2 separate regions of the Homo sapiens genome follow, and region 1 is linked to region 2. Evidence: chromatin loops called from intact Hi-C (ENCODE). Cell type or tissue: mammary epithelial cell. All regions are shown on one strand. Each heading gives the region's core, and the rest is flanking DNA. Links, peaks and the distances in the headings are about the cores only. Region 1 overlaps LRP1 (LDL receptor related protein 1). Region 2 has its middle 5.4 kb from the start of HSD17B6.

The links. A loop is a pair of places that touch in the nucleus more often than their neighbours do. Peaks named below come from ENCODE experiments on the same cell type or tissue, not always from the same donor. Only the 100,000 strongest peaks of a DNase experiment are listed, where the experiment ranks them.
Region 1: a loop joins it to region 2, with 4 times the contacts of the local background. A loop is called at or near these places in 10 of 110 quality-filtered maps.

The regions. Positions count from the first base shown.
Region 1 is chr12:57,173,704-57,179,074 of GRCh38, reverse strand. LRP1 (LDL receptor related protein 1) reads right to left here. Exons shown (of 89, transcript NM_002332.3): 22 at 5,095-5,295; 23 at 3,370-3,615; 24 at 2,969-3,166; 25 at 1,830-2,034; 26 at 1,484-1,648; 27 at 472-716; 28 at 54-185. Among named protein-coding and RNA genes, the nearest start is that of MIR1228, 18 kb to the left of the region's middle. RefSeq lists an enhancer at 1,312-2,511. In mammary epithelial cell, for the core only: a CTCF peak has its summit at 3,030 (motif pointing right); DNase peaks (open chromatin) are centred at 2,034 and 3,374; H3K4me3 peaks cover 254 bases; H3K27ac peaks cover 627 bases.
Region 2 is chr12:56,755,252-56,760,622 of GRCh38, reverse strand. No RefSeq gene overlaps it. Among named protein-coding and RNA genes, the nearest start is that of HSD17B6, 5.4 kb to the left of the region's middle. In mammary epithelial cell, for the core only: a CTCF peak has its summit at 2,940 (motif pointing left); a DNase peak (open chromatin) is centred at 2,922.

The DNA of each region.
Region 1 (5,371 bases), core at 69-5,068, 420 kb before region 2:
GGCCTTCCCTCCAGCCTCAGTTGCTCACTGGCTCTGGAGGGAGGGGCTCCTACCATAGCAGGTGGTGTTGTCCTTGTGGAGCTTCATGAGGTGGGGGCAGGCGCAGGACACGGTCCGGTTGTAGTTGATGAGACACAGGTGGGAGCAGGGGCCCTGGCCCCCATTGGCCTCACAGGGATTGGGAGCTGGGGGCAGGGTGGAGAAGAGAAGAAGCCAGAGCATCCTGTGACTTGCTGCTCCCTACATGGACCACCCCTTCCTCGCCCACTCTCCTCCCCCTGTTCCAGCAGCCGCTACTACTAGACCCTTCTCTGCTGCTAGACAGTGCCTCTGTCAACAGCCGGCCTACCCCTGCCATCCCAGCACAGACTTGCTCCTGTTCTCACTGCCCTCTCCTCTCCTAAGAGCTTCTACAGCTTCTAAAGAGGCTGCTGGCTCCCTTCCGGCTGCTCGAGGCCCCGAGCCCCTTACCCATGGGCTGGCGGGAGGGGTGGTACACCTGCAGGTCAAAGGGCTGGGTGTTGGTCCTCTGTACCACGGTGACATTGTGGCCGGTCCACTTGTTGGCCTTAGCCAGTGTGTTTGTTCGCCAGTCAGTCCAGTAGACCTCCCCCCCGTACAGCGTCACTGCAAACGGGTGCGACAGGAACTCGTGTCCCCGAAGCACCTCCATGTGGCCAGAGCCGTCGTAACGGGCTGAGTAAATGGCATCTGACCTAAGAGCATGATGGAGCAGAATGAGGATGCCAGCTGGGATCTCAGCCCTCAGAGCTCTGCCCAGGTGCCCACCCTCTGGGCCCTGGCCACAGCCCTCCCAGCGAAGAGCATGGGACCATTCCCTCCCCTAAGCCTTGCTGGCCAGAGCAGACAGACAGAAGGACCAAGGTGTGAGAACCCAACAGGTCCAGGTTTCACCTCTCAGGCCCCGATTCCCAAGCCCCAAGGGAATCTTTCGGTCACTTCTCCCCAGGGCTGCTGTCAGCACTCAGGGCTTTGATGAAAGTCAGAAAAAGGCACCCTCAGCGTGAACCCCGGGGGGCGGAGCCTGCAGTGAGCCGAGATCGCGCCACTGCACTCCAGCCTGGGCGACGGAGCGAGACTCTGTCTCAAAAAAAAAAAAAAAAAAAGAAAAGAAAAAGGCACCCTCCCTGGGCAGACCAATTAGAAAGAAGTTTCCCCTCCCTCTGGGCAGACACAGCCCCAGCAGAGGGAACAGAGTGGAGAGGACAGGTGAGTGGAGAGGATGGTACAGTGTGAATAACCACAGCTGATGGCCCTGCTTCCGCCTCCTCTACCTGCCCCCTCCCCTCGGCCCTGGCCTCCCCACGCCCCTCCGTCCTCCTCCTCCTGTGCCCAGTCCTTTGCCACCGTTCCTAGTTCTAGATCCCTTGGTCCTTCTCATCACCCTCATCACCACAGGTTCCTCCCCACCCCGTCCTGGTGCCACAGACTTGGGCCTTCTCAGGGCACAGAGGGTGCTGACCTGGCGTCAATCCAAAGGATGCGCTTCTCCAGGTAGTCCACGGTGAGCCCGTTGGGCCAGCCCCCAGAGCCGGTCTCCCGGTGCACGGTGCGGCGCCCAGCCCCACTCATGGAGGCTGCCTCAATGCGGGGCAGGCTGGCATCCCAGTCTGTCCAAAACAGGATCCTGGGGAGTGGGGAGGGGTCAGGAGGGCTAAAGTCAGGGCCCTCAGGGAGCGACTGTGGTGGGATCGTAGGTAGAGGGTGGGAGGAGGCAGATGGCACTGAGGAGTAAGGTGTCCCTGGCCAGGCTGAATGGGACTTCAGGGGGGCCATGGGGCCAGGAGAAGGCTGGGCAAGGTCCTCACCCATCCCGGGGATCCAGTGCGATTGCCCTTGGGTGCTCAATGTCACCGGCCAGCAGGGTGGTCCGGAGGGTCCCATCCAGCTTGGCCACCTCGATCTGATCCAGGTTACTCTCCACCCAGTAGATGTTGCCTGCAATCCAGTCTACAGCCAGGCCCTCGGGTGTGGCCAGGCCATACTGAATCACCACCTCGAAACTAGTCAGGGCTGGAGAAGAGAGGGCAGTGAAAGGTTAGCGTCTCCTGGGGAGCTGTGCATGAATGTGTGAAATCCTGGGAGCCCTCGATGACCCACCCTCAACCCTGGCACTTCTGCCAAAGTTTCTGATGTGCCCATATTCAAGAGTAGGACTCCTATTGTCTCCCCAACTTTTTTTTTTTTTTTGAGACAGGGTCTTCTGTCACCAAGGCTGGATGCAGTGGCATGATCATGGCTCACGGCAGCCTCAACTGCTTGAGCTCAAGTGACTGCCATAAAGATTTTTCCATGCTAATACATTATGTGTGTGCCTCATTGTTTTAGAGACTGTTGCACAGTGTGGATATCATCACAGTTTACTTAGCCTCCCCCCTCGTTGATGGACATTTGTAATGGTTTCAAATTCAAGTTTGTATTATTACAAACAATACAAACTTCTCTAGTAAAATGTGCCTCTTAGAAGCCTTTGCTCAGATGTCACCTTCTCAGGGGACCTTCCTTGACCACACAACTGAAAACAGCCTGTTTTGATCACTGCTGCATGCCCACTGCCCAGTGTGTACAGTGGGCACTCACTATTGTGTGTGACTGAAGGAAGTCTGGGGTGCACCACGCTGCCTGGGACAGAAAGCAGCGTTCAGGTACGCCACTCCTAAGTGGCTTTTTTCTTTCAAGCCTGCAATTCTAGATCTGGGGAGCAGAGCTCCAGGCCATTCAAAGGTAAGGCTGATCATTTTGTTAATTATCAGGCTGGCAGTTCTGCTGACGATAATTACGGGGCGTCAGGCATGGAGACCCACAGCAAAATCTAACCCAATGAACAGAAGTGTGGGGGATGGGGGAGCCAAGCCTCTGCTTTGGGGCCACTTGGATGGGACCTGTGGCCCCTAGCGCCTGAGCGCTCCGCCTGTGTGCATCCTGCCTGGCAGCAATCGGTGGTCACCTCCGTTGTCCAGCAGCTTCCCGCGGTAGATCTTGTCCTCCACCACGTCGGTCCAGTAGAGGGCGCTCTGGCTGAGGTGGAAGTCCAGGGCGATGGTGTTGCGCAGGCCGGGCACCAGGACGCTGTAGTCTCCTTTGTGAAGATCGATGCGCCGGATTTCATGGCGGTTGGAGAAAATGATGAACGGCTTGAAGGGGTCTGGGATGGGAGGGATGTGATGGGGTCAGCAAGGGGCTAGCTGCCTGTGTGCCACCCGTCCTGGCGCAGGCAGGTCTCTGCTGGTCCGGGCACTGGGGGCTAGGGTGGAAAACTCAGCCTTTGGCACCTGGCCACCAAGCCCAACCCACTGCAGCTCAGAGGCCTGCCTCGGCCTGCCCCACCACACCTCACTGTTGTCTCACCCAGGCTGCGGCAGCTCTCGCCGTCAGGTTCCAGGACCCAGCCCTCGTAGCAGGAGCACTTCACGCTGAACTTGTTCTGGTCGCACTTTTGGCTGCATTTGAGATGCTTGGCACAGTAGCTCTGGATCTGGCAGGTGTGGTTGTCGGGCCCCAGCTCCATGCCCAGAGGGCAGGAACACACAATGCCTTCGCCAGGTGCCACTGAGCAGTTGTGGCTGCAGCCACCGTTATTCAGAGAGCACTGGTCTAGGGGAGGGGCAGGCATGGAACAGACCCAGGGTCAGAAGCTGAGAGGAGGCAAGACCACGGCCCTGCTGGGCCCCAAGTCCTGGGCAGCCTGGACCAAGTCCTTGTGCCCTGCCCACGGCCCCATTCGTCTCCATTCCTGCTGAGCTTCAGGCTGAGCTTCAGCCCAGGACTTCCTGGGCTCCCTCAGGACCAGAGTTGGGACCCTTGCACCCACCAGCTGGCACCATACCTCCCCTTCCCACAGGGAGCACCCCTCAATATCTCTGTCTGGTCTCGATATGTTCCTGCCTTCTTGGGCCCAGGGCGGGGGCCCCAGCTTTTTGCCTCCCTGGGAGGGACCCTGGGAGGTCCTTAGGTCCAGTCCCCTTGTGCTGATCTCTCCTGATTTGGAGGGGTTTGGGGTGGGGTGCAGCAGGGCCTATACCACCCTTGGTCCTCTGGCACACCCTGGAAACTGCCAGCCTGACTGATAGCCTGTCGGCAGTTCTCCCAGCCAGTCCCTGTGGCCTTATCTTCCACTCCTCCCTTCCAAGGAACTGGGGGCTCTGCCTGGCTAAGAGGACCAGATAAGGCTGCTCTGCTCCTCATCCCCAAGTCACACCACATGGTCCTCCCTGACTCCTGGACTCCCCCAACCTCATCTCTTTTGGTCTTGAATGGGCACCCTCCTCCCCTTGCCTGTTTGTTTGTTTGGGATGGGGTCTTGCTCTGTCGCCCAGGCTGGAGTGCAGTGGCAGGATGTTGGCTCACTGCAACCTCCGCCTCCCAGGTTCAAGCGAGTCTCCTGCCTCTGCCTCCCAAGTAGCTGGGACTGCAGACATGTCCGGCTAATTTTTGTATTTTTAGCAGAGACAGGGTTTCACCATGTTGGCCAGGCTGATCTCAAATTCCTGAGCTCAAGTGATCTGCCCGCCTCAGCCTCCCAAAGTGCTGGAATGACAGGTGTGAGCCACCGCGCCTGCCCCCATGCCTTCTCACTCACTCTGCAAGTACTGCCTGTCCTTGGGAACCCCATGCAATCCCCACATCCTCCAGGAAGCCTGCCCTGACCATCAGCAGTCAACCCTGGTGCCTTTGTCTCCACAAGAGCACTCCGCATCTCTCTGTGGTATGCATGTGGGCAAGGGGTCTGAGTCTCCACAGCAGTTTAGGAGCTGTACTACCTTGGCCCAAGTCTGGGGGACCACTATGGAACCCCTCCATGCCTCAGTGCTCCCATCTGTCAAACGGAGAAAACAGAGCACCTGGCCCCCAGGGATGCCTTGTGGATAAACTGCTCTAATGGCGTGGCTCACTCAGCACAGCGCCATGGGGAGCGCCAGGTCCACACAGGCTGCTGGTGACCACTCTGGGTGCTGCTCGCCTGCCCGGCTGCCAGAGCTGCTCTCTCCTAGACTCAGGTCCCCCAAAGACTGTCCTTGGCCCAGACTCCTACCCAGCCACCCTCCCTACCCTTCTCCTGGGACCAGGCCTCACCGCAGAGCTCGCCCTCATCTGAGCCGTCGCCACAGTCGTCGTTGCCATCACACAGCTTGTCAGGGGGCAGGCAGACTGAGGTGTTGTTGGCACAAGGGTGCGAGGGTGGCCTGCAGGCCAGGGACTCGCAGTTCTCCTCGTCCGAGTTATCCTCACAGTCATTGTCGCCATCACACACCCACGCTTTGCTGATGCACCGAGCTGAGGGACAGGTGCACTATGAGGGCCCAGGCCCGGGGACTGGGGCTCCCCCTGCCCTTCCTTCCAGACCCTGTGG
Region 2 (5,371 bases), core at 80-5,079:
ATAAAACACAACTCTGAGGCCGGGGGCGGTGGCTCACACCTGTAATCCCAGCACTTTGGAAGGCCGAGGTGGGAAGATCACTTGAGCCTAGGAGTTCGAGACCAGCTTGGCCAATATTGCAAAACCCCGTCTCTACACAAAATACAAAAATTAGCCGGGTGTGGTGGCACATGCCCATAATCCCAGCTACTCGGGAGGCCGAGGTGGGAGGATCACCTGAGCCTGGGAAGGTTGAAGCTGCAGTGAGCCATGATCATGCCACTGCACTCCAGCTTGGATGACAGAGACCCTGTCTCATAAATAAACAAACAAACAAACAAAACACAACTCTGATTATGTTTCTACTCTGCTTAAAACCCTTCAATGAGCCAGGAATGGTAGCTCACATCTGTAATCCCAGCACTTTGGGAGGCCAAGGCAGGTGAATCAGTTGAGGTCAGGAGTTCGAGACCAGCCTGGCCAACATGGCAAAACCCCACCTCTACTACCAATACAAAAAAATTAGCTGGGAATGGTGGCACATAACTGTAATTCCAGCTACTAGGGAGGCTGATGCATGAGAATCGCTTGAACCCAAGGGTCATCGCTTGAGCTGAGATGGCGTCACTGCACTCCAGCCTGGGTGACAGAGTGACACTCTGAAAAAAAAAAAAAAAACCCTTCCATGGCTTCCCATTGTCTTCACACAAATCCAAATTCCTATGAAGGAACAAGGCTTAATGTTGTGCTTTAATGTGAATCTGCCAATCCTTTATTTCAAGCAGTCTGCAAGGAGAAAGCTAGAGCCAAAACATGTATAGCCTTATGGCTAACAAGAGAACCTACACAATATTTATATTGGCAGATTGCTTATCTAAAGTCTGGTAGGTTAATTTACAGTTTAGGTTTTAAATACTCAGTTTCCTATACCAAACGCACCAAATAGATTAAAGAGCAATTGCAACGTCCCAGAACACGTTTTATTGGCTTTGTGATCATCACGTGCTCTGTTAGAGGGAACATTCCTGTGAGATCAATCCAAAACTCTGGCATTTAAACAAATATGATGGAACTCTCTGCTACTTTTCAGTAGTTTATGATAACAAGAGACAGAGCTTATCATATTTAAACTGAGATGTGACTTTGGCCCCATTCTCCTTTTGTTTATTATGCTCCTGTGTCAATAGAACATATTTGAAACTGTCCTTATGAACCTTTGAAAATTAATCAGGAAAGCAGGGAGAGAAAGAAATGAAAACAAACCAAGCTTGCAACACATTCAGCATTAATCATTAGGTCAGCCGGCTCTCTGACCTGCTTTCTCATCGTTGTTTAGGCATATTGTCCTAGAATCACATAGATCAGACAGTATAGTTCCCCTTAACTGCTCTATTATAGATAACAACTTGAACATTATAAAATGTTGTTTCCATTTGAGATATCCTTTCAGGTCCTGCACACCAGTGAAACTAATGAGGTCAGCTGATCTGAAGGACCCCATCGACATCAGCAGTTCTGAAGGATCATACAAGGAGCTGACTCACTGAATGCAGTTTCCACATCCTGACGACTTCATCCCTTTGACCCCAACCACTCAATGACCCCAATTTTCCAGTCCCTCATTCTCCACAATCCCCTTAAAAACCCCAGCCCAGAACTCCTCAGGGAGATGGACTTGAAGATCTCCTCTCATCTCCTTGCTCAGCCGCCCTGCAATCATTAAACTCTTTCTCTGCTGCAAACCCTACTGTCTCAGTGTATTGGTATGTTGCTGTGCAGTGGGCATACAAACCTGTTGGTCCTGTAACATATTTTCTAATCTTCTCTTCTTTATTTTATTAACAAGGAAAATAACTAACATAGGAGTACTCCAAGTTTTCAAGCAACTTACTTACTTCAACAGGATTTTAACTCCCAAGGCTTCTTGTCAAATATTAATAGGATCAATAGTTTATTTTCATTTTAACCAAATAAAGTAGATGATGAATAATTTTTACTTCCACACTCCTTAACTTGGCAGGCAATGCTCTGACCATGGCTTACCTCTTAGCCCCATCTCTCACTATACCCTCCCTTGAAGTCTGGGCTCTGTCCATATGAAACTATTGGCAGCTTCCCAAAAGTGCCATTTATACTTTTGTGCCTGTGTTCCCTGTACTAATCTTATCCATGTCTTAAGAACATGGCAAAACAAATAGACAGTTGGGTTAAAAATGCACCTATAATACTTCATTACGCTTTTTTGGGGCGGGGGGACAGGGTCTTGCTCTATCACCAGGCTGGAGTACAGTGGCATAATCACAGCTCACTGCAGCCTCAACCTCCTGGGCTCAAGCAATCCACCTCAGCCTCCCTGGGACTACAGGCATGAGCAACCATGCCACACTAATTATTGTATTTTTTGTAGAGATGGGGTTTCGCCATGTTGGCCAGGCTGGTCTCAAACTTCTGAGCTCAAGTGATCCACCTGCCTCTGCCTATCAAAATGCTAGGATTACAGACATGAGCCACCATGCCCAGCTCATTCATTACACTTTTTTATTTGTGTCTATTGCCCCTAGTATGATATAGCTTTCTCAGAAGCAGAAATAATGTCATTAATTATTTTCCCCACAGTTCATCTCAGTGCCCAACACATATGTTCATTAACTATTTGTGGAATAAATGAATGAATTCATGAATGACTGAATCAACCATACCTTTACAGAATAGATCATCCTTTCAGATGCTAAAAACACCCAGAATAACAATAGGACTTAAACTAGACAGGCAATCAATGAGGCAAGTGTCGAAGTCTGCAAACAACATGGGGCAAGAAACTTGAGGCTGATAGATATACCACAAAAAAAGACTAAAAACGATGGTAGAGCCAGGTAGCATAAGGACTGAAGGAAAAAAGGGGTTTGCACCTATGTGTATGAAATCACAAAGGGAAACAAACTGAATGGTGATACTGCCTCCCAGTGGCATTTGAGATAAAGGCCTCTATGCCAGAGCACTTTTTTTTTTTTTTTTTTTTTTTTTGAAATGGAGTCTCACTCTGTCGCCAGTCTGCAGTACAGTGGCGCCATCTCAGCTCACTGCAACCTCCGACTCCCTGGTTCAAGCGATTCTCCTGCCTCAGCCTCCCGAGTAGCTGGGACTACAGGCACATGCCACCACGCCCGGCTAGTAATTTTTTTGTATTTTTAGTAGAGATGGGGTTTCACTATGCTGGCCAGGCTTGTTTCAAACTCCTGACCTCATTATCTGCCTGTCTCGGCCTCCCAAAGTGCTGGGATTACAGGCATGAGCCACCTGGCCTGGCCCGTTCCTCTGAATATACTTAATATACCCGAGGTGGGCTGATTGCTTGAGCCCAGAAGTTCGAGACCAGCCTGGACAACACGGTGAGATCCCATCTCTACAAAAAATAAAAATAACAATAAATTTAAAATTTAACCCTTTTCCCATTTGCCCCAAGAATACTTGCTGGCAGCACTTGTAGCTGCAGCATTTATCCAGAGATAACTTTGCCGTGAAATATCTTGCTTTTATTATTTTCATATTGCTCTAGTATTACTGACTTTGGAAACAAAAGACATCATTCTATTAACAGCATTCTGTTTTCAGTAGTGGTACTTCCACTTACAAAATACAGTAATTCTGATCATTAAAACTGTCAAATCCTAGAAAATGCTGAATTCCTATGTATGATGTTAACATCATTCTTTGATTAATCCACAATTCTAATTATTCCAATGACTTTAATGTTAGTTCTGTTTAGAAATAACTCCAAGAGGCCAGGCGCAGTGGCTCCCACCTGTAATCCCAGCACTTTGGGAGGATGAGGTGGGTGGGTCGCCTCAGGTCAGGAGTTCAAGACCAGACTGGCCAACATGGTGAAACCCCATCTCTACTAAAAATACACAAATTAGCCGGGCATGTGGGCAGGCACCTGTAATCCCAGCTACTCAGGAGGCTGAGGCAGGAGAATGGCTCGAGCCTGGGAGGCAGAGGGTGCAGTGAGCCGAGATTGCACCACTGCATTCCAGCCTGGGCGACTGAGCGGGACTCTACCTCAAAAGAAAGAAAGAGAGAGAAAGAGAGAGAGAGAGAGAGAAAGAAAAAGAAAGAGAAAGAAAGAAAGAGAGAGAGAGAGAGAAAGAACTCCAAGAACAGTTTTTATATTTTATTTTCACATTGGAAATCAGTCAGATTTGTTTCAGCCTCAAAGAGCATGCTTATGTAAAATTAAATGACTGCTGGCAGCGAGCTGCACTTTTTCCTTCCAAACAGGAAAAGCGTTAAAAAAAAAAAAAAAAAAAAAAAGAGGCTAGGCGTGGTGGCTCACGCCTGTAATCCCAGCACTTTGGGAGGCTGAGGCGGGTGGATCACAAGGTCAGGAGATCGAGACCATCCTGGCTAACATGGTGAAACCCCATCTCTACTAAAAAAATACAAAAAAAATTAGCCGGGCGTGGTGGCGGACACCTGTAGTCCCAGCCACTCAGGAGACTGAGGCAGGAGAATAGCGTGAACCCAGGAGACGGAGCTTGCAGTAAGCCAAGATCGCGTCACTGCACTCCAGCCTGGGCGACTGAAAAAGACTCCGTCTCAAAAAAAAGAAAAGAAAAGAAAAAGAAAATAGGGATGATGTTGGCAACTACCGCATAGAGTTCTCATGAGGGATAAATTCATAAAATGGTACCTGACATCATGGCAAAAGCTATATACAGGAATACCTCATTTTATTGTGCTTCACTTTATTATGCTCCAAAGATATTGCATTTTTTACACATTGAAGCTTTGTGGCAACCCTACATACAGTGAGTCTATTAGTGCAATTTTTCCAACAGCATGTGTTTGCTTCATGTCTCTATGTCACATTTTGGTAATCCTTGCAATATTTCAAACTTTTTCATTATTATTGTATCTGTTACGGTGATCCGTGATCAGTGATCTTTGAGGTACTATTGTAATTGTTTGGGGGTGCAACGAACTGTGCCTATATAAGAAGACAAACTTAATCAATAAATGTTGTGTGTGTTCTGACTGTTCTGCCAATATGCTGTTCTCCTCTCTCTCTCCCTCTCCTCAGGCCTCCCTATTCCCTAAGACACAACAATATTGAAACTAAGCCAATTAACAACCCTACAATGACCTCTAAGTATTCAAGTGACAAAAAGAGCCCCACATCTCTCACTTTAAATCAAAACGTAGAAATGATTAAGCTTAGTGAGAAAGGAATGTTGAAAGCTGAGACAGACCAAAACCTAGGCCCCTTGCACCAAGCAATTAGCCAAGTTGTAAATACGAAGGAAAAGTTCTGTTTTTTTGAGACAGGTCTCAGTCTGTTGCCCAGGTTGGAGTGCAGTGCCCTAATCTTGGCTCACTGCACCCTCCGCCTCCT